3 separate regions of the Homo sapiens genome follow, and regions 2 and 3 are each linked to region 1. The links are chromatin loops, found by intact Hi-C in ENCODE. Cell type or tissue: B cell. All regions are shown on one strand.

The links. A loop is a pair of places that touch in the nucleus more often than their neighbours do. Peaks named below come from ENCODE experiments on the same cell type or tissue, not always from the same donor. Only the 100,000 strongest peaks of a DNase experiment are listed, where the experiment ranks them.
Region 2: a loop joins it to region 1, with 6 times the contacts of the local background. A loop is called at or near these places in 2 of 110 quality-filtered maps.
Region 3: a loop joins it to region 1, with 5 times the contacts of the local background. A loop is called at or near these places in 2 of 110 quality-filtered maps.

The regions. Positions count from the first base shown.
Region 1 is chr10:100,739,536-100,747,535 of GRCh38, forward strand. It overlaps PAX2 (paired box 2), which reads left to right and starts at 6,047. Exons shown (of 10, transcript NM_000278.5): 1 at 6,047-6,768. The coding sequence starts at 6,726. RefSeq lists enhancers at 5,089-5,138, 6,238-6,779. In B cell, CTCF peaks have their summits at 4,215 (motif pointing left) and 4,425; DNase peaks (open chromatin) are centred at 2,916, 4,226, 4,956, 6,346 and 2 weaker places; H3K4me3 peaks cover 768 bases; H3K27me3 peaks cover 7,385 bases.
Region 2 is chr10:101,219,794-101,227,793 of GRCh38, forward strand. LBX1 (ladybird homeobox 1) reads right to left here. Exons shown (of 2, transcript NM_006562.5): 2 at 7,201-7,997. The coding sequence ends at 7,477. LOC124902491 (a long non-coding RNA gene) reads left to right here and starts at 2,559. Exons shown (of 2, transcript XR_007062267.1): 1 at 2,559-2,691; 2 at 2,925-4,399. RefSeq lists enhancers at 2,897-3,546, 6,321-6,822. In B cell, no CTCF peak of the experiment used is centred here; DNase peaks (open chromatin) are centred at 3,298, 5,578, 7,018, 7,518 and 5 weaker places; H3K4me3 peaks cover 3,796 bases; H3K27me3 peaks cover 7,351 bases.
Region 3 is chr10:101,129,703-101,137,702 of GRCh38, forward strand. TLX1 (T cell leukemia homeobox 1) reads left to right here and starts at 1,598. Exons shown (of 3, transcript NM_005521.4): 1 at 1,598-2,407; 2 at 4,473-4,674; 3 at 6,989-8,000. The coding sequence starts at 1,840. The coding sequence ends at 7,211. TLX1NB (TLX1 neighbor) reads right to left here and starts at 1,444. Exons shown (of 3, transcript NR_130723.1): 1 at 1,084-1,444. In B cell, no CTCF peak of the experiment used is centred here; DNase peaks (open chromatin) are centred at 1,779, 2,699, 4,789, 5,489 and 3 weaker places; H3K4me3 peaks cover 3,049 bases; H3K27me3 peaks cover 7,817 bases.

The DNA of each region.
Region 1 (8,000 bases):
TGCCCAGCGCGGCCCGGTCGCGCGCGCTCACCCGCGGGGACCCTTCCTTTCCCTGTATTTCGGCTGTGGCTGTTTCGCTCCCTCTGGTCTCCCAGCCTCTGGAGTGTGCTTCCCTGGCCCTGCTCTCCGTTCCCTTTCGGCCGCCCCCGGCTGTCGCCTGCCCCCACCCTCCGCAGGTCCCACGGTCGCGGCGGCGATGACTGTGGAGGTAACGCCGGGGACGTCCTGGGTCAGCCTGCACCGTCTCCCTCGACCACAGCCCGATGAGGCCGCGGGCTCCGGGCCGGCTGCTAAGAGAGTTAATCATTACTTCGCCAGCGACACTCAGCCTCCCTCCGACTCTCTCGCCCGGCCTAGGGGAGGAGGGGAGGGGACAGCTGGCCAGGTGGGGACTTCGGCTTCGCACAAACCAGCCTCTTCAGGCCTCCCAGAGACAGGTGGTGGCTTCTCAGTTCCCTCGGCAACTCTCTAAGGTCCTCTTTCTTCCCCTCCTGTCTCTCCCTCCTTCGAGCCTCCTCCCAGCCAGGCCTCTCCCCACCGTCTCCTGTCCGCTCTGGCTTTGACTGATTAACTGCAGGTCCTGGGAGAACCAACTTTCTTTGTTTGGAACCGGACCGGACGGGATTTCCTTCCCTAGGTCTCCGCCAATGGGCCAGCTCCTCCCGACGGTTTTGGCGGACTGGCTGAAGAGGACCGCGCCTGAGGCCACAATTAACCCGGCTGTTGGTGGTGGTGGTTGGGGGGTGGGCAGTGAGGAATTTAACCGATCCTCTAGCAGCTGCGCTGGTGCAGTTGGGAGGGGGGTGCAGGAAGTGGGAATGGAGGAGTGGCAGGAGGTATAGACAGAGGGAAGAACGATAAACCTGGACAGGTGTGGCATAGCCAATAGAAGGGGAAACAAAATAAAACAGGAAGGCGGCGCGGGGAGGAATCCCCAGTAACCTTTATAGGATTGAAGTTGGGTGGAAAACGCCACCTCCTGCCCTACCTTAGCACTCAGATCCCTCCTTTACCTCTTTGTGAAAGGGTAAGAGTTCAGAAAGCTGGCCATTTACTCCATAATCTACTAGAGAAATGTCTGGGTTTGCAAAATGCCTATTGATTAGCTCCATGGAGTAGACAAGACAGGCGTAATTATCCCCATTTTACAGGTGAGAAAACTGAGTCTCAAAGAAGCAAAGGGACTGTGTATGTAGTGGCTGTCACTTTTTCCTGTAGGCTGTGGGGTGAGTGGCCCCTTTAGGAGGTCCATGGGTATCTAGGGAGGCGGTACAGGCTGTGTCCAGGTCTGAGCCAGAAGTACCAGGGCCTCACGGGGCTCCTAGCCCTTTTAGCTTGTTCTCTGTTGGACAGGACCTTCACTCTTACTCTCTAGACCTGCTGGCTGGGTTTCTCCCAGCTTCGCTATTTTTTCAGTTCCCTAGTAGAGTGGCCCATGGGCGGTAGCCACCTGGCTGGCCCGTGCCACTAAGAGGCAGCTTTGGTGGCCAAGTGGCTTGCATTGTTGTTGCTCCTCAAAGGGCCTGTGAAGGGCTGGGCAGGTCGCAAAGACCTCTTGTGAGGGGAAGCTAGATTAAAGGGGGAGGGATCCTGGAGGATAAAGGCCCAGCACGTGCGCCTGGACTCCACAGGACCAACAGACCGAGCGGGCGGGGCCAGCTGGGAGTCAGGCCCCCCGGGCTTCACGCAGGGAGCCCAAATATTGGGAACAAAAGCAGGAAAAGAAGAGTGAGAGCAGGAGGGAGGGAGGGAGCGAGGAAGCAGAAATTAGGGGGTCTTAGATGAAAAAAAAAAGAAAGTAGCTTTAGGGGGAATGTGCTGTGGAGTGTGAAATTGCAGCCCATGGTGCTCCATATTGTACCAGAAGCTCTTCCAAAAAAAAAAAAAAAAAAAAACCATCCTCCAACGTGACCAGAGGGCCAGGCAGGGGGAAGGGCGGGGAGAGAATGGGGAGGAGGAGGGGGAAAGGCCGGGCAGGAGCCGGTCAGGCCTTTCTGCGGAAGGGGCTGGGGTGTAAGTTTCGGCTCCCTGGGATCTGACAGCCGAGGGTATGCGCCCTGGGGTGCGCCGGGACCCAGAGGGCGAGTGAGCCTCGGTTGGTCGGCTCTGGAGTTCGGTTGTCAGAAGAACTTTTATTTTTCTTTTTGGTGGTGACTTCTAAAAGTGGGAATAATCCAGAAATGAAGCTCAGCTGCGGAGCTGCAGCTCTGTTCTCCCTCTCTCCCCTCCCTTTCTGCTTCTCTTCCCTTCGGACTACTTTTCTCCCCTTGGTTCTAAACAGCTTTTTCCCCTCTGAACTTTAATGCATTTAATTTGGTCCGCGCTGTGGGGAGCATTTCCTGGGGAGATGCATTTAATTTCGGAATTTCTAATCCCCTCCCTCAGACCCCGGTCCTAGCTCCCCTAGCCGCTCCCCGGGAAGTGGAAGGAGGAAGGCAGGTCCCGGCCACGGGGGAGGGGCGCGGCTGGGATGCTCCCGCGGCCCCCTCCGTCTCACCAAGGCTCAGCCGCCTTCCCAAGCTACTGGAGGCCGGGCGCCTGGGCCCCGGGTCAGGGCCCTGCAGGAGGAGGAGAGGCAACCACGCTTCTGCCTTTTCTCGCCTGGGCAGAAAACGCTGGGCCAGGGAACTGGAAACCGGAAAACAGGAGAAAGGGTTTCTGGAAGGCAGCGGGAGCGGGTGGCAGCGGGGCAGCGGGCAGTGGACTAGGTCTACACCGGCACTTCACTTTTGCACAACATGCCCAGAAACGCATTTGAGAGCCCTGGAGTCGCGCTTGGCTTGGCTTGGGGCGCCGGTGCGTGGGTACACTCGAGGTGCGGGGTGCCTATCCGCCACCCCGACACCTACACCCAGACAGAGCAGGCGCGGCCCAGCCAGAAAACCAGGCCGGCAGTAGCTCGGCCTGGAGGGCGGAGGCAAGGTTGGGGGCCGCCAGGCGCCTGGGCAAGCCTGGCAGGGAAGGGAGCCGAGAAGGCAAAGGAGCCGAGATCCACAAGGAAGATTTATTGGGCAGATCAGATGCACAGAGGCGGCTAATGAAGCAAATCCCGAGATGGGTATCAGAGCAACTCCCCAAAAGTTTATTTGCCTTTAAATTTCCGCAGGGAGGCGGGCTCCTTGTTTGAAGTGTAAATGCCCCTAGGTTGGGGGGTGGAAGGGCCGCTTTGAAAACACCAGAGAGAAAAGGTTCATTTAGAGGCGGACGGGAAAAGCAACCAACCCTGACAGGTCGGAGCCCGGGTAGTGTTTGGGGTTGGGTTGTTTTCTTTCTTTCTCTTTCTTTTCCCCTTTCCTCTTCTTTCTTCCTTTTTTTTTTTTTTTTTTTTTTTTTTTTTTTTTTTTTTTGCTTTCTTGCTTCCCCCCACCCCTCTACTAGACTGTATAGAAGAAAGAGAACAGAAAAGGGGGAGTCAGAGGAGCGGCCAGTGACTGGATGAAGGCCAGCCCTTCATCCTGGAGCCCCAGGAGAAGGCAGAGCTTTGGAGAAAAGGGGTTCCTAATCTCCAGGGAGCATTACTCTTTGACTCTCTAGACCCAGGAATGGGCTGGAGCTAATGGGGAAGCGGCCAGGAGCCGGCCTGGCGGAAGAGTGAGTGTCCAGCTAGTGCAGTGCTGGGGAGACGATCCCAGGAGCAGGGGGGACTCTCAGGGGCTACCTGGGAATGGGACTATCAGAAGGGTCTTTACTCCTCAGAAGGTGCATGTGAAGGACAGGTGTGTGAGGACAACTTCCAGCACACTTGGCGCATTAAGTCCCCTTCTCTACAAAATGGAAAATCCTTCTCGCCCAACATGTGAAAATGCTTGTTGTGGGCACCCACATTTCATGGTACTTGTAACATAGGGACATGTCTAGCTGGTTCTAGAAAAATCTGTGTCTGTGTGGAAGGGGGGGGGTTTACTCACAGCTTTCTTCCTTCAATAGTTCACACACCCCGAGACAAATTCCTGGATGACCAACTTGGAGAGACCTGGGGCAAAGGTTACTTTAGTTCTGAGCTCCTCTAAATAAGGACCCTTTCTCAACGTTCCTTTCACCCCAGTTCTGGGTTAATTACTTCCCAGAGGGGAAAGCCAAGGCTGTGCTAGCTAATACCACCTGAGATCCCTTGCACTCTGGCCTGGGAGCTGTTACTTTTCGGCTGCCCGAACTGTTTTCCTTCTTCGGTCCCTACACGAAGTTAGTGCGTGTTCGTGGGGTTGTGAGGCCAAAGCAAACCCGGGAGCGCCATCTGCAGGCCTCAAGAGGAAGAGACTGACCTTAGAGGCTAGGCCCTGCGTCTTCAACCTCTAGCCCAAGGGAACCAACCTGCCTAGCCACCCAAGGGAAGTGGGATAGGGGCTGGGAGGGGCAGGCGGTGAGGAGTGTTTTCCTCCCAGACTTTACCCCGCAGGTGGATTAAGCTTATTGGGCTCTGGAGGATACAGGAGGGAGGGCAAATGCCAGGATCCCAGCGGACCCAGGCCCCACAGGAGTGAGAGGCTCAGAACCTCGTCCCGCTGAGCCTGGCCTGAGCTCCTCCTGAGGAATAAGGGCATCCCAAAAACCCGGGTACAAGACGCCCAGTAGTAGTAGTTAGGCTGAGTCAGGCAGGTGCATCTCTCCCCATGGTATCTGCCGCCCAGGCTCCGGCCAGAGGGAGGGGAGCGCGAGTCCGCCGCGCTTCCGCGGGGCGCCCGGAGCTGCAGACGGGGGCTGGAGGAATCTCGGATTCGGGCTGCAAGAGCGCTGCGCAAGCTTCGCCGAGCCGCCCTTTCGCAGACCCAGGGAAGCGGGGGGAGGGAGCGAAGGAGGGAGAGAGAGTTAAAACATCAGCTGAAGTGCCAAGATGATTTATGAGACGAGGGAAAATATTTCATGAAGATCTCCCGGATATTCTGTACTTAACCAGTTAGGAGACAAAGGGCTTCTTCTGCCTGGTGCGTGCGAGCGGACCCCAGCGAGCAAGGGAGCTAGTGCCAGAGAGAGCTGCGGAGGCTCCGGCAGGAGTGGGGACGTCCCCGTGGTTGCGCCTCCTGCGCTCGCCCCGGATCCACCGAGCTAGCAGCGGGCGGCGCTCAGCCGCGTCCGCAGCCTCCTCTTCTCCCCAGCCGGGGAGAGCCAGCCTCGTCTCCCACATCCTCTGCCGCCAGCGACCTGCAGCTCCGCACTGTTTCCCTCCCCTGTACCCCCTTCCCAGTCACCCGAGGGTTCAGAAACCAAGTCCCCCGGCTCTCCCGCCATCCGCTGGGTCCCACCGAGGCAGGTGGGTACTCGCCGGAGGTCTTCAGCTCGATTCTGAACCAAGCGTTCTGGACTGCCCAGACCCGGTGGGCAAGGGGACTGGGGAGGCCCTGCGCACAGTCGCGTGGAACGGGAGGGGACAAGACAAACTGCTGGACACTTTTCCGTGGAATGAGAAGTGGGGGGTGCGTGGGTGGGAAGGTACCTCCGGAGGGAAAGGCCAAAGGGAAGGACCAGAAAGAGAGGAAGGAAGAGCCGGGAAGGAACGGAAGGGAACTCAGAGCCGAGGGTGGTGGGGTTGGGGCTAGGGATGCGCACTGGGCCCGGGGCCGCGCGGCCCAGGCGGGCACTGGCCAGTGGATGGCAGGGCTGGGCGAGTTAGAACTGAGAGCCCGGCTTCACAGCGCAGCGCGCTCCGAGGCCCTCTGTCGTTACCTGAATATTCATTAGACTGACCGCTCTTTATCCTTATCTAGCGTTTATCTTATCGGCGAGTTTCGTTTCTCAGTGTAGTTTTAATCCCGGGCTCCCATTCCCCCTCCCCCGGTCCGCTCCCCTCCCTCCCTCTTCCTTCGCCGGCTGCTCCCTCCCTCCCTCCCTCCCATTTCTCCCTCCCCTGCCCTCCCCTAGCCGGCACCGGAGTGACAGGCTCGGGGCCCTCCTCGCCGAAGCTCGGGGCTCCAGCGCTGGCGAATCACAGAGTGGTGGAATCTATTGCCTTTGTCTGACAAGTCATCCATCTCCCGGCGCGGGGAGGGGGAGGAGGTCTGGAGGGGGCTTTGCAGCTTTTAGAGAGACACACACCGGGAGCCGAGGCTCCAGTCTCCGGCCGAGTCTTCTCGCAGCCGCAACCCACCTGGGGCCAGCCCAGAGCTGCCAGCGCCGCTCGGCTCCCTCCCTCCCTCCCGGCCCTTCGGCCGCGGCGGCGTGCGCCTGCCTTTTCCGGGGGCGGGGGCCTGGCCCGCGCGCTCCCCTCCCGCAGGCGCCACCTCGGACATCCCCGGGATTGCTACTTCTCTGCCAACTTCGCCAACTCGCCAGCACTTGGAGAGGCCCGGCTCCCCTCCCGGCGCCCTCTGACCGCCCCCGCCCCGCGCGCTCTCCGACCACCGCCTCTCGGATGACCAGGTTCCAGGGGAGCTGAGCGAGTCGCCTCCCCCGCCCAGCTTCAGCCCTGGCTGCAGCTGCAGCGCGAGCCATGCGCCCCCAGTGCACCCCGGCCCGGCCCACCGCCCCGGGGCCATTCTGCTGACCGCCCAGCCCCGAGCCCCGACAGTGGCAAGTTGCGGCTACTGCAGTTGCAAGCTCCGGCCAACCCGGAGGAGCCCCAGCGGGGAGCGCAGTGCTGCGCCCCCCGCCCCCGCGCGCCCCGCAGCAGCCGGGCGTTCACTCATCCTCCCTCCCCCACCGTCCCTCCCTTTTCTCCTCAAGTCCTGAAGTTGAGTTTGAGAGGCGACACGGCGGCGGCGGCCGCGCTGCTCCCGCTCCTCTGCCTCCCCATGGATATGCACTGCAAAGCAGACCCCTTCTCCGCGATGCACCGTGAGTACCGGCGCCCGGCTCCTGTCCCGGCTCGGGGCTCTCCGTCCCAACCCTGTCCAGTCCCAGCGTGGCCCCGGCCCCTCGCGCTCAGGTCCCATCTTGGAGGCCTCCCTGGCTTCTGGTCCCTCTTTTCGTTCTTTCTCTCCCTCGCCCGGTGTTTCTAATGCCTCCAGTTTCTCTCCTGCCTTCTGTCACCCATTCTTACCTCTCTGTCTGCCTGCCTTCCTACCTTCCCTGATCCCTATCACCTGCCTTTGCTCTTTCTATCCGCTCCTTCTTAGGTCATGGGATCCACGGCCTCGGAGCCCTGGTTCCAGCCACCCTCTCCCTAGTCAGCCTCTTGCCCTGGGCTGGGGGGCAAATTAGCAGGCAGTTTTCAGGGTGTTGTTTTGTTGTTTTCTCTGTCTTTTCTCTCTTTCTCTCTTCCTCTGTTTGCCTCCCTCTCCTGTCTCCCCACATCTTTATCTTTCTCAAACTTAAGAGTCGTGGGGTCCAGGAGACTCCAAGAGTATTCAGCCTCAGTGTCAGGACAATTGGGCAGAAGAGTGTGGGGGTGGGGTGCCCCCTTCTGACCCTCATCTCTCAGCATCTCCAGGCCCTTCCAGCCCAGCATAGGCTTCTTGTGGGTTGGTTTGAAATATTTTCTTCCTCTTCCTTTCTTTCCCACCCCCCTTCCCTTGCCTTCCCTTCCCTTCACATTGGGAATCCCAGGTTGTCAAGACACGATGGTCATCTTTCCCTGCCTCTGCCTGGGGGATGCTCTAAAAACAAAGAGGGGCTCCGAGAAGAAATCGAAGTCAGGGAGAGAGCCAGCAGCGCAGCCTTCCAGGTGGGCCCCCGGCAGAGTGCAGCTCTGCTCTCAGCTCTGGAGGCTCCTTGCCTAGACTGCCGACTCCCCATTGAGGATCACGCAGCCAGCAACCTGGCCAGGGGGTCAGCAAAGAGCAAAAAATGAGGGGGAAAGAACAAAAGGAAAGCAAATGCCAAAGCTGAGGAGAAAGGAAAAGAGAAATCCAAACACGGGAAAGGAAATTAAAGAAAGAAAGTTGACATGATGTTACAGAAGAAAAGGGAGAAGGGAGAAAAAAATAGAGAAAAGAGGGAATTATTTTAATAAAATTTGAATTTATGCCATGTCTTTAGCTTGAAAAACTATTCTGAGATTTTTTTTGCAGGCTTTTTTTTTTAAAAGCTAAAATTCTAAATAGAAAACTCCTCCCTATCTGCAGATT
Region 2 (8,000 bases), 480 kb after region 1:
CGGCCGCGGCTTTGATTGCATTTCGGGGTGGTTGGGGACTTGGTTTTTCACTGGGGCACCAGTTTGGAGGTTCCCCAGACAGTGGAAGCCTCCCTTTCCCACCAACTCTTGTCTGCTACTGGCTGCCCTCTCTGCAAATGGACTCTTCTCAGAACATCAGAACACGAGCAGCATTTCCACTGAAGTCACCTAAACCAGCTAGCCCCTGCCCTACTCCCATGTTTGCATAAACTGTCTGGAAGCCGGTGCCCTGTGTGCTTGTGGCAACTGTGAGCTGTGACTCTGTCACTTGCCTGTATTGTATGTATAAAGTGGGGATGGTGTATATGTTTAACAGCCAAGGTTTATCTGCTTAATTCTTATGTATGCTACTAGCTGCCCATATTTGGGCAGGTTTGCTGTGTCTTATGTGACTGCACTGTGTTTTCCAGGCATCCTGTGTGTCTGTGGGTCACTGTGGGTGTGTATCGGGTTTCTGCAGTGTTGGTCTGTGTAACTGAGTGCCTGCCTTGTGTGTGTTTGGTTTGTTTCTGAGGTGTGCCTGTGTTGGGTGTGGGCCTGTGGGCCTGTCTGGGCTTACCCTTCATTTCCATGTGGACATGCAGTCCCAGGGAGACCTCAGGCAGATGGATCAATAGGCCCCATTATAGACATCAGGAGAGAGGAGACAGTCCCTATAGAGACCCAGACACTTCACCTTGAACAGCCTCTGGGAGATGGAAGGGGTCACCTCTTCCCTACCTTGGTCCGTATCCCAGCTCTGGGTTGGCAGAGGTGTGTGAGAAAGGGGAGAAGAAGGCTCTCATTTCTTGTTGGAGGAGGCTCCCAACTTGGATCTCCCTTTCTGAAGAGCCTTGGGCCCCTGAATTTGGGAAGGGTTGGGGTACAGACACTCAGGGATGCCTCCATCCCATGTGCTCAGATGTCACGTCCACACTCAGATCCATTGGTTACATGGATACCCTCAGGTAACTAAGCTCCCTTCCCCACTTCATCCACCCCCATTCACAGACAAATAGCTACATCCAGCTCTCCATGGGGAAGCGTGAACATGCCCACATGCACACACCAATGCACAGCAATCCTTGCACACACTTGCACACATACAAACCAGATTCCAAAGTGGGCAGGACTCATTCACTCCCAACTCTGCTTGCAGCCATGCGCATATTGCCATTTGTACCCTCCCCACTTTGGGCAGGGCTGAGCCCCCACGGGGAGGAGGAACTTCCTTTGACTGAGCTGGGGGAAGCTAGGCCTTCAAGCGCTACCTGGAACTGGAGCAGCCAAGGGCAGGTCTACAGGTCACTCCAAAGACAAAGGTTCAGCCCGGTGACCAGCTTGAATGGGAGAAGGCAGGCAGGGCAGCCTGGCCATCACCCAACTGCACAACAGAGGATGCCCCTACCCCCGCAACCTGTTTTCAAAGAAGCAGAGTCCATGCCTATATAGTGCCTATTCGACGGCCTCAGCTGCCCTCAGAATAAACTTCAACCCAGGCTGAAAGTTCTCCATCCCATCTTCTACTTAGTCCTCTCCTGAGTCCTCTTCCTGTCAGGCCATGTGGTCCCTGCCCCCAGCATTGTAAATGTAAATTTCAGTAGCCAGCTTGGCTAAAATGTTTGGAGCTAGGATTCTGGTTGTCTGCCTGTAGCTTCAATTCCACATCAATATTCATTCTCCCAGCTATCTGCTCACACCAGCTCCCTGCACACCTCACACACCCTGGGCATCGTTTACCTGCTGGTTACACCCACTCAGTGACAGCTTTACTCTTTTCCTCTCCATTGAGCAAATTTAGTCACACCTAGCTGCACACACACTAGTTTGCAACAATCAGTTGCAGGAACGCAGCATCACACACCCAGTCCCACGCTCCGTTTCCATCAATCAGCCGCACATGCTCAGTTTCTCAGTTGCACATACTTGATGACACACTCAGGAACATGCCCTTGCTAGTCCCCATGCAGCCTGCCACACACACACCCACAGCCCCAAATCTCTCCCAGAACTGGCAGCTGTTAGGAGAAGACGGGGTGATTTGCAGATGGCAGTCCTGGACTTGGAAGTGCAGATGTGGGGCCCCAGGAACACTCAAGGTGGGAATGCTCCTCCCTCCAGGGTGCTGGTCCCCAGGAACCCCCACCTTCCTTTGCCCCAGTCCCAGGAGCCTGTTCTCTAGGAGATGTGGCCTGTGGACACACCCGGGAGTCAGATTCTAGGCTCTCCAAGACCTGTCAGTGTCTGCCAGGGACCTCCACTCCGCACATGTACAGTCCAGGGATGCAGCCAGTTCCCACACACCCCTTTGCACACCTACAGCCTAACCACCACTACCCAGCACAACCAGTTCTACTCCCCTCCATTCCCACCCACTTCAAAGCCACATGTACTTCACTTTACAACAGCAGCCTCCTACTCGCTGACCCCTGTGACTCCAGCCCATTCAGATTCTCTGTCCCTTCTTCCACATGCTTTGTAGCCCCTGACCTTACTAACCTGCCCCCTTATCTGGCTGCCCTCTCTATATCCCCGGGCTTTCTGTGGTGCCCTCTCAGATGCATGTGTTTGGGGAGCATATGTATTGTCCCCACAAATCACTTTCTGCGCTCCAAGAGGGGCTAGTTGTTGCCGGTGGGAAGCCAAGCCCAGGTGCCTCCGGGTTCAGGTGACTGGAAAAGCCAGGGCAGGGTGAGTGGACTTCCCCGGACTTGGCGGCTCAGAGGGATGGAGAGGTGGGGGGGGGGGTCCCCGCGGCGACGGGAAGGGGCGGAGGGTAGGCGCGCGGCCCCAGCTCGTCCCTTTCAGGGGGGACTCATGCATCAAACTTCAATTTTCCGGACGATTGAATTAGTGATTTTTTTTCTCCTGAACTAAAATACACTTAAGTCTTTGGGATTAATTACCACGTTCTGGTCCCTCAGACTGGAGTATTACTTATCGGAGCTGCGTCTGACACCGGCCCGACACCTCGTAAAATAGGGAACTGCGCCTCTCTGCCTCACCCCGCGCCGCTCGCCAGGCCACCAAGCCGGGAAAGGCGGAGCGAGGGGAAGCCGAACAAGCGGGATCGGCCGTCCGCGCGCGGAGGGGTTCCTAGACTGGAGAGCAGAAACTACCCGCGTCCCGGGACTTGGCAAGCCCCGTCGAGCCCCGGGACACAACGGGGAAGGGAGAGACAAAGCCGAGCCGCCTCTCCTGGCCAGCCCGGAACCGAAAGTGGGTCCGTAGAGAGCCCAGAGTCCTGGGGGAACAGATGGGCAAAGGGCTCTAGGAGGTGATGGAACTCAGGCCCGAAGGGCAGGCAGCCCACAGGATACCAAGCCTTAACGAACTACGCCAGAAGAATGGGCGTAGGGCCCACAGCCCCTCACACAACCCAGGCCAAGCTCCCTCGTACACTCAGACCAGGAGAAGAAACAGACACGCAATACACAAGCCCCGCTCCCTTGGAGCCTACACTTGGGCGAACACACCACTGCTGTTTGCAGTATCCCGAGACAGGCCCGGCAGGCGTGAGCTAAGAGGCCTCGGGCCCGAACTTGGGATTTGAGGCTCTCTCACATCGCCGGTCCCAGCGGCAGCGCCTGAGGCACAGCCAAGACCATCCGAGGTCCCCGGGCCGCGCGCAGGTAGCAGACTTCTTCAGAACTGGGGGAGCTAAAGAGAGAGTGGGCTTAGAGCCCAGGCCTCCCTGGATCCCAGATCCTCGCCTCCGCCTACAGCCAAGCCCCTCAGCTTTTGCCCAGAGCTGCTGACTTCCTCGCCGCCTCCCTGCGCAATGGGACCTAGAGATAAGCCCCAAGCCCGGGTGCTAGTCCAGGCAGAGTCGGGTGCTAGTCCAGGCAGAGTCCAGTGCTAGTCCGCGGCCTCAACAGAGCTGTCGGCTGGGCTCCGGAAGCCCACCCGGAACCTGATGGAGGCAGCGAATTCCTCAGAGCAGAGGACACTGCGGAGAGGCTCGAATCCACTTCCCACATTGTGCGGGACCGAGCGCGCAGGGCGCTCTCGCGTGGCCTCCTTAGCTCGGGTTCAGCCGAGGCTCTCACGTACACTTCGTTACCCCTTCCCCCCGCCGCAGCTCTGGTCCTTCCTTCCACTGGCTCTCTTCTCTGGCCTATGGAAACAACGAACTACTTTTCGCCTTTCAAGGCCCGGGTCCCAAGCCACCTCCTCTGTGAAGCCGCCAACACCCTGGTAGCTGCCTCTCAGTGTTTTGCAACTGGCACGGCCCTGTCCCTCGGTCCGCTTCTACTAGCGCTGGGGGTGCTGCGAGTCTTGCCCACTAGACTAGGAGCTCCTTGAGGGCAGGAACCGAATCTGATTCGTTTCCATTTTCCCAGCCCCCCTGCGCGGCCTGGCGCAGAAAAGACGCGCAATAAACATTTGCTGAATTGAATTGCGTTTTCTCCTTATTTTATTAATCCTTCCCCTTCCTTCTTTCATTCTTTCTTTTCCTCCTTCCTTCCTCCCTCGTTATTTTTTATTTCTTGGTTATATTCAATTGTCATGTTTTTCAGGCTCATTAAATCCATTTAGAGACAAAAGAATAAAAGGCAGAAGGGGAAGGGCGGGGGAGGAGAGAGGGGGAAGGGAGGGGAGGGGGCAGGCCGGAGAAGCAAACAAATAACCCGCTTTAACTAGACGGGCGGATAAATGGCCCCGTTTCTCCTCAGCCCCGACGCGCCTGCTTAGCTGCGCGCCCCGCGGGCGCCGCAGCTCGGGTGGGCTCAGCCCTGGGGCCGCCGCCCCCAGCCCAAAGGGACCCAGCGGGGCCAGGCCCAGGGCCGCGAAGCAGAGAGCGGCCGGAGGTGCCAGGGCCGCTTCATTGGGATTCATGAGCGTGTTGGGCGGGCGGCCTGGGGCTTCGGGCGCGGGGCGGGGGCCGAGTGGGGGGGTGCGCACGGCGGGCGCAGATGCCCGGGTGACCGACCCGCCGTGGTCCCTGCGCCGCCTTTGTGCCGAGGAGGCGCGCGCGGGGACCTAATCCATCAAATTGTCTACAAATTGTGAAGAAAATTCAAAAACCATATGGTCGCCAGCGCCGGCGCGCTCTGGGCTGCGGAGGGCCGCGGCCGTGCCCGCACCGGGAGCCGCGGGGGGCTGGGCCCGGCTATTGTCGCCTGTCAGCGGCCGCCCAGGCCCATTCGTCCCGGCCTTCATGGTCCGCGCTCCGAATTACAGACCCATCCATCCTAAGAGAGGGCAATTTTTGTCGCCCGGGAGGAACCAGCCGCACGCCTGCCCCGCTGCCCTGCCGTCTCCTTCCTTCTCTGCTCCTTCTCTCTCTTCTCCTCTCTTCCCATTCTTTTTTTCTCCCTCTGTCTCTGTCTCCCTTTCTCCGTTTCTCTGTTTCTCTCTCTTTTTCCTCTTTTTCTCCGTCCTGTCTCTGTGGCTCTCCGCTTTCTCTCTCTGCTTTTGGAGTGTCTTTCTGTGCTCCTATTTTTTTTTCCTGTTTCTCTCTGTCTCTTCGTTTCCTCCTGGACACGCACGTTCCTGGCTCGGGCCCGGGGGCCCCATCGCCGCCCGAGACCAGATGCGCATTTCTCACATCAATTTTGCGGAGAAAGAGAGCCCAGCGGCCCGGAGGCGGGACCCCACTCCGGTGACAGCGGCTACTCGCCAGCCCAGCGACAACAAAAGCCCGGAGAGAAACCCGCTCTGTCCAGGAAAGTGAAAGCGGCCTCAGCCCCCGCCCCAGCCGGCCTTGGGGCGCCGCAGACCCGAGAGAGTCCTTGCAAGATCCATACCTCTGCCCCCAGCGGTGTGCCGGGGTGTGGAGGCAGAATTGGTTAATGTTGCCAGAAATTCACACCAGCTCCCAGACGCTTGGGCTTACAGTTCCAGGTGCCCACATTGAAATTCAGCCTGGCCTTGATGCCTTTAGCCTTTGGCCCCCGACTCCCCAAGGATGAGGCCCTCGGGGCTAGAATCGAAACTTGGGAACCCAAGGCTCCACCCCGCGTCTGACTGAGTGATACCTGCAGCGCTCCCGGGGCTCAGCCCTGTTTTCGGGGAGTGCAGGGAGAATGCCCTTGGGTCTGGGGTGGGATGCAGGAAATGCAGGGCAAGACCCCCTCCCACCCTTTGTTCAACACAAATTAATGTTGTACTGTGGTGTGCCCCCACATACACAGGCATTTTCTCCCAGCATTTCACGGCTCGTTTTTTACCCCGACCTGGCGAAGCCCGCTTCTCTCCCGATTTAGCAGCTGCCTCAGGTTTATGGGCAAGAGGCGCCTCCTCCTGCTGCTTCCCCCTCGCCCTTCACTCTTAAGCCTGTCCTGAAAATCCCCCCCAAATCTCCAAGGCTAGGGCGACCGGCACGAAGAGCGGCAAGAAGCCCAGCCTGCCGCTGCTTCTCGGAAACGGGCCCACCACTCAGACACGGTCGCCGCCGGTTCTAGTAAAATGGCAAAGACTTTATTTATTGGAGAAAGAGGCCTTGGGTACAGTCTAGGGAGGAGAGGGGAAGGGAGGAGCAGGGAAGGGGCACTCGCAGCCCACTCACATCCAGCCACCCTCCTCTGGCCAAGTCGGGTAGGAGTGGGGTGTTCGAAGTGGCAAGAGAGACCCAGAGCTGTGGAGGAGGTGAGGTGAGGGCTTGGGTCGGCCTCCTCTCTGTCTCTGTCACATGCAAAAAAATTCTAAAAAGAGTACAAAATAATTATAGGGCTTTGGGTTCTGTTTTCGATAGTTGGTTGGTTGGATTTCCCCCTGCATTGTCCCTAAGAGCCGGACTCCAACAGTCAGTCCGAGGAAATGCGGGAGGGAGGGAGGAATCTTAAAAACAGCATTAGTGGGCATTAGGAGGCAGAAATGGCATCGAAAACAGACTTTTCTCTCAGAGGGTGGGGAGGAAAGATCGATTTTGAAACTTGCAAGTCAGGACCTGACTGCCCACCTCTTCCCCTCCCACATGAGGAAAAAAGGCCCGAGGAAATAGAAGTCAACTGCAATAAGGCCGAGGGAGGCGAGGAAGGAGCGGGCCGGTGCATTCGCCACATGCAGAGAAAAATCAAAACAGCCGGAGCTGCCACTCCCCTAGACCGCAGGGTTAGTGTTCCCCGCCCTGGTTTCTGTCTCGCCCTCAGCAAACCCGGCAGCCCGAGAGCTTTGAAAACATCGAAATCTCCGAGATTTAAAAAATAATAATAAAAGAAAGGAAAAATCAGGCTGCGGTGGGAAGAACCCGCTATATAGGTTTAAATATTTATATAGAAGCCATACAGAATTGCACGGCGAGGGCTTCCGGGGCGGCGGAGGCCGCTGGTGGCGGCCGGCCCGGCCGGCCAGCCTGGGTTTATTGCTTCGAGAGGGAAGAGGCGGCTGCCAGGAGCCGAGTCCGGGGCCGGGGACAGGGGAGGAGGCGGGAGTTGGCAGAGGAGGTCCCAGCTCCCCTCGGCGGTCCGGTCCGGGAGGCGTTGGGCTTTCGAGCGCTAGGAGCCCAGGGCGGCGGAAGACCCGGGGCGCCGCTCAATCGTCCACGTCGATCTCTTCGTCTTCCTCGTCCTCCGAGCAGTCCTGGCTGCTGGCCGGCTGGTCCGTGAGCGGAGAGGCAGGCGAGAGCTGCAGGGCGCCAGCGCCCGGGGCCTTCGGGGCGCCTGGGGGGAGGACCGGAGAGCCGGGCCTCGACTTGGCCCTGCCGCAGCCGCCGCCACCGCCGGCTGTGGCCTCCGAGTTCTGCTCGAGTTCGGCCAGCGCCACGATGTCCATCTGCCCGCTGGGGCCCAGTTTCTTGGCGGACTCTACGTCGGCCTTCATCTCCTCCAGGTCCCGCTTGAGCTTAGCGCGCCGATTCTGGAACCAGGTGATGACTTGCGCGTTGGTGAGGCCCAGCTGCTGCGCGATTTGGTCGCGATCGGCGGGGGACAGGTACTTCTGGTATAGAAAGCGCTTTTCCAATTCATAGATCTGGTGGTTGGTGAAGGCCGTGCGCGACTTTCGCCGCTTCTTAGGGGTCTGCCGCTGCCCAAAGATGGTCATACCGTCGCGGCCTG
Region 3 (8,000 bases), 390 kb after region 1:
GTCTTGTTGTATTTGCTTCTTTGCTTATTGTCTGACCCCCTCTATAGAATGTAAGCTTCATGAGGTCAGGACCTTTGTTTTGTTCACTGCTATGTCCCCCATGCCTAGAACAGTGCCTGACACATAGTGAGTACAGTACTCAATAAATATTATTGAATAAAGAGATACATTCTTTGTTATTCACCCAAGATGACCATATTTTGTTGTTTGGGGCTGTATTCTTCAGGAGAGAACAGAAATGAATAAGCCACTCTCTGCCTCCAAGAAGATCTCTTCAAGTGGAGGTGACAGACATGCCCAAAGCAAATAGATTGCAATAAGACTTGATGGGAGAGAATGTGAGTCTTCACATCCTAGCATCTTTCCAGATAGAGACAGGGCCTACCCAAAAGTCTAATCTGAAACTGAACTGAAATAGAACAGAAATAGATCCCAAGTGATGGAACCTGTGCCTTTCCCAAAGCTTGGCTTCTAAAAGGTAGCAAACATTTTCTACTGGAGAGGGGAAAGACAGGAAGAAGAAAAAGGGAGTTTCCTCCTTTTCTCTTGGGCTCTCAGCCAGACAGCCACTGGCAAAACGTTGGAAAGGCCTAAATTTGTCCTGGATGCACTTCCCTGATCCTAGTCCCACCAATCCCAGCCCCCACGGCCTTAAGCCCCTATGGCTCCCTCCCAAGATTCCAAACGTAAGAAAAGAACACACACCACAGTCCAAAGGCTTCTTGTCTGGAATAGCCAACCCTGGGGTAATTGTTAGGTGGAATGCAATCTGGTTGAATTCATTCAAACACTGTAGGAATTGCCTCTTTCGAACCCTGTAGGATTTTACTTCTTGACGCATCTGTTTATTTAAAACCAAAGGGGTATGTTGAGGCATGGGCACCCTGGCAGCAGACCCCAAACCAACCCTCTTGACTTGTGCCTGCCTTTCAGGATATGTTCCCTTCCTGAATTTGTCTAAGAAGGCTGAGTTGGGGGGTGGTTGCTGATTTTTATAACATATAGCCAGTTGTTCATAGGCCTGTGTTTTAAAGAAGGGCAAGCCTGAACTCACCGTCCTGCCTCAGGGCCTGGGCTCCATACCTGGGGAGTAGACAGTCTTCTACTTTCTAAAAAGCTGGACTTGAAATTTGGAGTAAATCTCCTGGTTGAGTGACAGGTGTTTCGCAGCTGAGCCCTTGAGGAGATTCTCCAGTTGGGCAGAGACATCCCTTCCTCAGACGCCTTGTGGGCTGGACTCCTTTGGCCCAGTTCAAAGTGAGGGGAGGGCTCCCAACAGGCCGGGAAGACAGTTGACTTCACCCTCCTTGGGTTTGTCTGTCTGTCCGTCTCTGGGAATGGTCGCTTCCTGTTTTCCCTTTTCCTTTTAAGCCTCGCCTTGTTCCCCTCTTCTCTCTCTTCATGAACTACTCCGAGTCTTGGTCTCCGTCCCTCTATCTCTGGCTCCTGCATCTGTCTCGGCTTCTGGCCTTCCTCTCCCCCTCCCCTCCCCTCCCTCGCGCTGTCATTCACCCCGCTCCTCTCCGCGCACAGCCAATGGAGAGACCCAGTCGAAACCGCGAAGCTCTCTTGCACCGGGCTTTTTCGCCTGGTGATTGATGTCCCAGAGTCAACAGCGAGCGAGCAGCCGGAGCGGGGAAGCAGAAGCCAGAGAGGGGAAGAATACGGCGCCCCCTCTCTCCCTCCCCTCCCCCTTCTACTTTAGCCTTTCTGCGCACTTCGCTTCCAAGTCTCCGCGCAGCCAGGAGCCGCTGTTGCCTCCCAGCCCCTGCTAGCTGCCCCCCGAGCCGAGCGCAGCGAGCGCCGCCGCCCGGGCCCCCCGGTGGGGCCAGGGCCAGCATGGAGCACCTGGGTCCGCACCACCTCCACCCGGGTCACGCAGAGCCCATTAGCTTCGGCATCGACCAGATCCTCAACAGCCCGGACCAGGGTGGCTGCATGGGACCCGCCTCGCGCCTCCAGGACGGAGAATACGGCCTTGGCTGCTTGGTCGGAGGCGCCTACACTTACGGCGGCGGGGGCTCCGCGGCCGCGACGGGGGCTGGAGGAGCGGGGGCCTATGGTACTGGAGGTCCCGGCGGCCCCGGAGGCCCGGCAGGCGGCGGCGGCGCCTGCAGCATGGGTCCTCTGACCGGCTCCTACAACGTGAACATGGCCTTGGCAGGCGGCCCCGGTCCTGGCGGCGGCGGCGGCAGCAGCGGCGGTGCCGGGGCACTCAGCGCTGCGGGGGTAATCCGGGTGCCGGCACACAGGCCGCTCGCCGGAGCCGTGGCCCACCCCCAGCCCCTGGCCACCGGCTTGCCCACCGTGCCCTCTGTGCCTGCCATGCCGGGCGTCAACAACCTCACTGGCCTCACCTTCCCCTGGATGGAGAGTAACCGCAGATACACAAAGGACAGGTTCACAGGTGAGTCCGGCCCGCGCGCTCCCCGCCTGGCCGCGGCCCGGGCTCCGTGCTACCCCTGCCCCGCCGGGTGGCTCCCCAAAGCCGGTTCTGCGCTCCAGGTCGCCCAGCTCTTCTTGGTGCTTCCCCCAAGTTGAGCCGCCCGCCCGATTCTATAACGCAGACTCGCCATGCTTGAAGAGTTCTCTCAGCCTGGACCCCTCTCTGTCTCCCGAAGGACCCCTGCTCGGAGGAGCTCTCCCTGGTCCCCTCTCCGGATCCACTAGCCGGGTCAGGCAGAGAGAAGGAGGCCATAGATTCAGGACCACCTTCTGCAGCTACTCTTGGCCTGGGAATCTTAGAGAAAGGGGTGCAACGTGAACAGTTTCTTCCGTCCTGGCTGCTGTTCTAGGACCCAGGAAGCGAGCCCCAGGATCAGACACAAGAAAAGAACAGGTTCCCCCACCTCCAGTCCCCTACACACATGCACTTCGCGCCCCTAGCTCCGGTGCCCGTGGTGCTGCGGGGCCAGTGGGGGCTCTGAGCCCCGGTAAATCAGCAGAACCAGTGGCCTTTTTTTTTTTTTCCGGAGAGCAGGCTTCATCTGGGAGGATGGCAGCGGGGCTTAGCCGCCCAGGACAGCTAGCTTTTCATTTTCGTTCTCTCCCGGCTGGGTGTCCTACCCCGGGCCCAGCCCTGTTATCTTGGGCACGAACAATGCACCGGTAGGCTGGTGATCGGTGGCGGGAAGACTACTCCCGGGACATTGGGTACTAAGTGGTGGCCGCTGCCGCCTTCTCTGCTGCCCGCTCCCGCCTTCCTCTGCTGGCCCTGGCTCCCTCTGCTCCCGTTTCCACTCTGGGCACTCAACTCTCCCTCTGGCGTGGATCCCTTCCCCCGTTCTCACTTTCTGCTCCCCTTAGGGTTCCCTGGATCCTAGACCACGATCCTTCCGTCCGGGCTGGGAAGCAGCCACAAATTGAGCCCAGGTTAGCCAGCCGATCTTAGAGAGAGGAGGCAGGAGGCACTGGCTGCTGCTGGCAGAGATGGGGCCTCCTGGGGGTCCCCCGGTTCAAGGGCCCAACAGTGGAAGGGGGGTTTACATAACTACTTGGGAGAAGCTGCTGAGAGCTAGATACTGGGCCAGGAGATTCCAAAGCACCCCTGGCTTCCTGCTTCTGTTCCAGGCAGCAGCACAGCCAGGGAAACTGCTTCTGCAGCTTCTTACCAGACTCTGGGGCCACGGCAGAAGTGGTGTGGAGGCTGGTGTCCAGAGGAAGAACAGTTGCTTGGGTCTAGGCCTCAGGAAGGGCCCTCCCTAGAGGGGTCCCAGTGCCCCCAACCTAAGTTTTCTCTGGCCTGGGGCAGCAGGGCCTGGTGCCCATCCCATTCCCCACCCAGGCCAGGCCAGTCTTGAAGGGCCCTGCTGGAAACCCAGCCGGGAGTCCACTAATCCTGGGCCTCTGGTGAAAGGTACTCGGTTTAGGGCCTACCGCGGGGCCCTAATACTGTGTCAGGCATGAAGGCGGTTTCAGCGAGTGTATGGCTGTGGCCTTGTTTTGCTCTGTGTCCTGTGTGCTTGTCCCGTGCCTGTGCTTGTCTGGTCCTGTTTGGGTGTATAGATCTGTGAGTTTGCCCCCGTTGTACGTTGTGTTGGTGTGTGCTGCTGTGGATGGAGGCTCAGGTCGGGTTCCAGAGTCAGGCTCGGCCTCTTACTCTGAGCCTGAAGGCCTGGGGCTGACTGAGGGGAGGGGAGCGTGACCATTAGCTCGCCTTAGACTGCCCCTGGAGGAGAGGCGGCAGGGAGGTGGTTGGGCTCGCGGGAGCCCGGGGCCAGGGAGGCCTCCGTGGTAGCGGCGACGGCGGCGTCGGACTGGCGGGCAGGAGGAGGCCGTTTCCCGCCGTGGGCTTGTCGCTGAGGGCTAACGGGAGGATCTCGGCCCTGCTCGTGGGGGTTCAGCTGCTGCGCTCGCTGACTCGCGGGGTGTTGGGCCTGGGACGCTTCCTGACGCTCTGCTGCTTGCCTCTGCCGTCTGTCTGTCTCCCGCTCCAGTGGCCCTCTCACCCTTCACTGTAACACGCCGTATAGGTCACCCCTATCAGAACCGGACGCCCCCCAAGAAGAAGAAGCCGCGCACGTCCTTCACACGCCTGCAGATCTGCGAGCTGGAGAAGCGCTTCCACCGCCAGAAGTACCTGGCCTCGGCCGAGCGCGCCGCCCTGGCCAAGGCGCTCAAAATGACCGATGCGCAGGTCAAAACCTGGTTCCAGAACCGGCGGACAAAGTGGAGGTGAGCAAGCGGGGCGGGCCGGCCGCCCGCGAGCGGCGCGGTCTCAGGCAGCTCTCGGTTCATTGGCCTCTCGTGGGGCGCACATACTTTTTCCGCTCGCGGTTTCTGATCCTTTCGGAGGAGCGAGCTCCCGCTAGGCTTGCGGGGAGCTGGAAGCAACCGAGGCCGATAGCTGGGATGGGGCTGAAGAGCCCTGGCTCTGTTTTACCGGAGGCTTCAGGGCTTTCTGGTTGGCACACTCTCTGCCGGTGTAGACGCGGCAGGTCTATTCCGCCGCTTGGGCAAACAGGCGGGTTAGTGCACTCCACGCAGTCCAGGCTCCAGGGATCTGTGAGTCCTGGGGAGCTTTTTGTTTGCGCAAACTCTTGCTTATGGAATCCTGCTCTGTCCTGGAGACTGGATGCAGAACAGCCCGCACCTTGTTGCAGCGCTCCAGCCGGGCTCCCGGCAGAGGGTCTGTGGCCCCAGACCGCGGCCCTGCTGACGGTCTCCTCCCCCAGACACCCGGCCTTTGCGCAGCCGGTCCCTACCCTGGAAGGAGAAAATCAATCCGCGCCGGCTGCGGCGGGGTTTCGCGGGTCCCACTGGAAGGGGAATCAATTAGGAGCAGATGGGTGTGTGTGAGAAAGAGAATTTTCCTTCTCCCATAGCCACAACTCTAGTTACTACGCAATGGGCTTTTTGTTTTGTTTTGTTTTTTCACATTTACGCTCACGGACGTGAAGCGTCCCCAACACTCTCGAGCAGCCTCCCTCTCCGCGCGCACTGACGCTTTCTCCGGCTGCACCCTCTGGCACGCTGCACCCTCTGGCACGCTGCACCCTCCCGCACATCTGGCCCTTGCCCGCCGGAGTTTCTCCCCTAGCTCAGGCCCCATGGGGTAGCGCGGGAGAGTCTGGGCGAAGTCGGCGGCGCCGAGACGGGCGGGCCTTGGGGCAGGAGGAAGGAATTGGAGTTTCCTCTTTTTCTGAACGAAGGCGAGGAATCTGCCTGGGATTCCGCCTACGGGGCCACAAAGGAAGCCATGGCCCCACGATTCTACCACAACATTTCTGACGCTGGGAAAGGAGTGGGGGATGCGGCCTCAGACCTTGGAACGCTAAAGAGGGAGCCAGGGCTAGCTCGGGGGTTGGGGGGACTCCGGTTTCCAAGGCCTACTGAGGGCTGCTGGCCTAGGGGAGGAGAGGCAGCCTGGCAGGCCTCCCAGAGAGAGGGGCACAGAGAAAGAAAGAGGCAGGCAAAGAGAGAAACTGAAACACAACCAGTTTCAGAGGTGGAGAGGGATAGGGACCCCGCTCAAGGAAAAAAAAGGAGAAAAACAGGCAGCCTGCAGAAGTCTTATTTATGTATAATAAAGAAAAAGCAATGGATGACTGAAACCACCATTTTCTTTTCAAACAAATTCCTTTAATTCAGAGAGAACCAAGTGGGTGGGGAGGAGAGAAAACGAGAGATAAGACACAAAGCCTAAAAGAGAAATATTCAGGCCGTTTGAAATGCAGGGGATAAGGGAAAGACGAAAGACGGAAAGATACACAGAGTCAAGAAAAGGCGGCCCAGAGCAGGTCAGCAGCCGCTGCTGGAAGAGGCCCTTGCAGGCTTCGCATGGCTTCATCGATCGCCTACAAATTGCTTCTGAAGGCCCCAGGGACTCCCATTAGGTCTGTCCACCTTAGAGACAGACGTTTGATCTCAGTTGACAGGGTGGAGGGGCGGCAGTAAATGGAATAAGTGAGTCATCGCCTCCCTGAACTGCCTCAGAGGAAGCCAGTGGGTCCAGCAGGAGCCCCGGTAGGGCACAGGGCTCCACACAGAAGGCCCAAGTCCTAGAAGACATTCGCAGAGAGAGGGAGGAAAGAGACGTCCCGCAGAGCAGATCGTACCCGCTGGTCCTTGCCTCTCTGCCCTGGACTTGTGGGTAGGGTGAGGGCCCTCTGGCTTGGAATGGCACCTGGTCTCCCTCAGGGCCGGGGAGGGGGAGGCGAGATGCCATCCTACCCCGGCTGCCCCTTGTGAGGCCTCCGGGGTGTGGGCGCTGCGCGTGGATGCGAGTCCCAGCTGTTTGGGCCTCGCAGACTTTCCCATCGCTCCTCCTCTGGGATACCTTGGCTCCATCCGCTTTGGGGTTTCCAGTCTTTGTTGGAGTCAGGACTCTCAAAAGAAGGGAACGCGTTATAGGGGCCCAAACTGGATTTGGGGACTGCAAAGGCGAGCAGCGCTCGTTCAGTTTATCTCCTGGGAACGCACCAGGAGTTGGGCACACGCGGGAGCTGGGTCGGTGCTCCTGGCAGGTAACGGCTTGTTCCCGGTGCAGACGGCAGACTGCGGAGGAACGGGAGGCCGAGAGGCAGCAAGCGAACCGCATCCTCCTGCAGTTGCAGCAGGAGGCCTTCCAGAAGAGCCTGGCACAGCCGCTGCCCGCTGACCCTCTGTGCGTGCACAACTCGTCGCTCTTCGCCCTGCAGAATCTGCAGCCGTGGTCTGACGACTCGACCAAAATCACTAGCGTCACGTCGGTGGCGTCGGCCTGCGAGTGAGCCTGCCCATTCTGCCCTGTGGGACCCCAGGCCCACTCAGGGGTCACTGAGGCCTGAGACCCAGGACTCCTCCCCACCCTCCTGGCCTCAGACTGCACCCAGGAGGGGAACACTGCCCTCGCACGGCCCCGAAGGGCCCCCACATTTGTGCCGACACTGTTCTCCCTTCGGTGGAAGAGCTCAAGGGACAAGGACACGCGCCCCCCTCCCAGAGGCGTCCCGCACCTGTCTGAACTGTTAAGAAATCTGTTTTTGTTTATTTCATTTTATTTTAATTTTTAACGTGGGATTCAGAGAAAGGCAAGGGAGGTAAGGGAGGAGGAGCTTCTGGGGTCCCCAGGGCTGTCATCTGAATTTGCCCTGGGAAACCCCTTCTCTGTGACCCACTTCTCATCACACACATGGAAACCCATAGGCCCACACACAGGTGGTGTCACTGTCCCTCCTGGTGTCACCCCAGAGCCACACATGGGCATCTATGGGAGAGTGTCAACCAGACAGAGGGTCACAGTGTTTACACTTTGGACCTTACGATCAGGCACAGGTCAGGGGTGACACAGACTCATCCTGAACAGCATGGCACTCCCTCCAGCACAAACACAAGGTCATGGCCACACTGTGACACACTACACCACACACAACAGCCAACAGCTACAACAGCCTCACTTGGTCTGCCAGGCCCCCACCACACATCCCAGCCCAATCCAGGTACGCACAGACAGGTTTTCACATAAATGCAGCCCATTTCTCCAGAACCCATTTGAGGGGTGGGGGGGTGTTAATTTATGC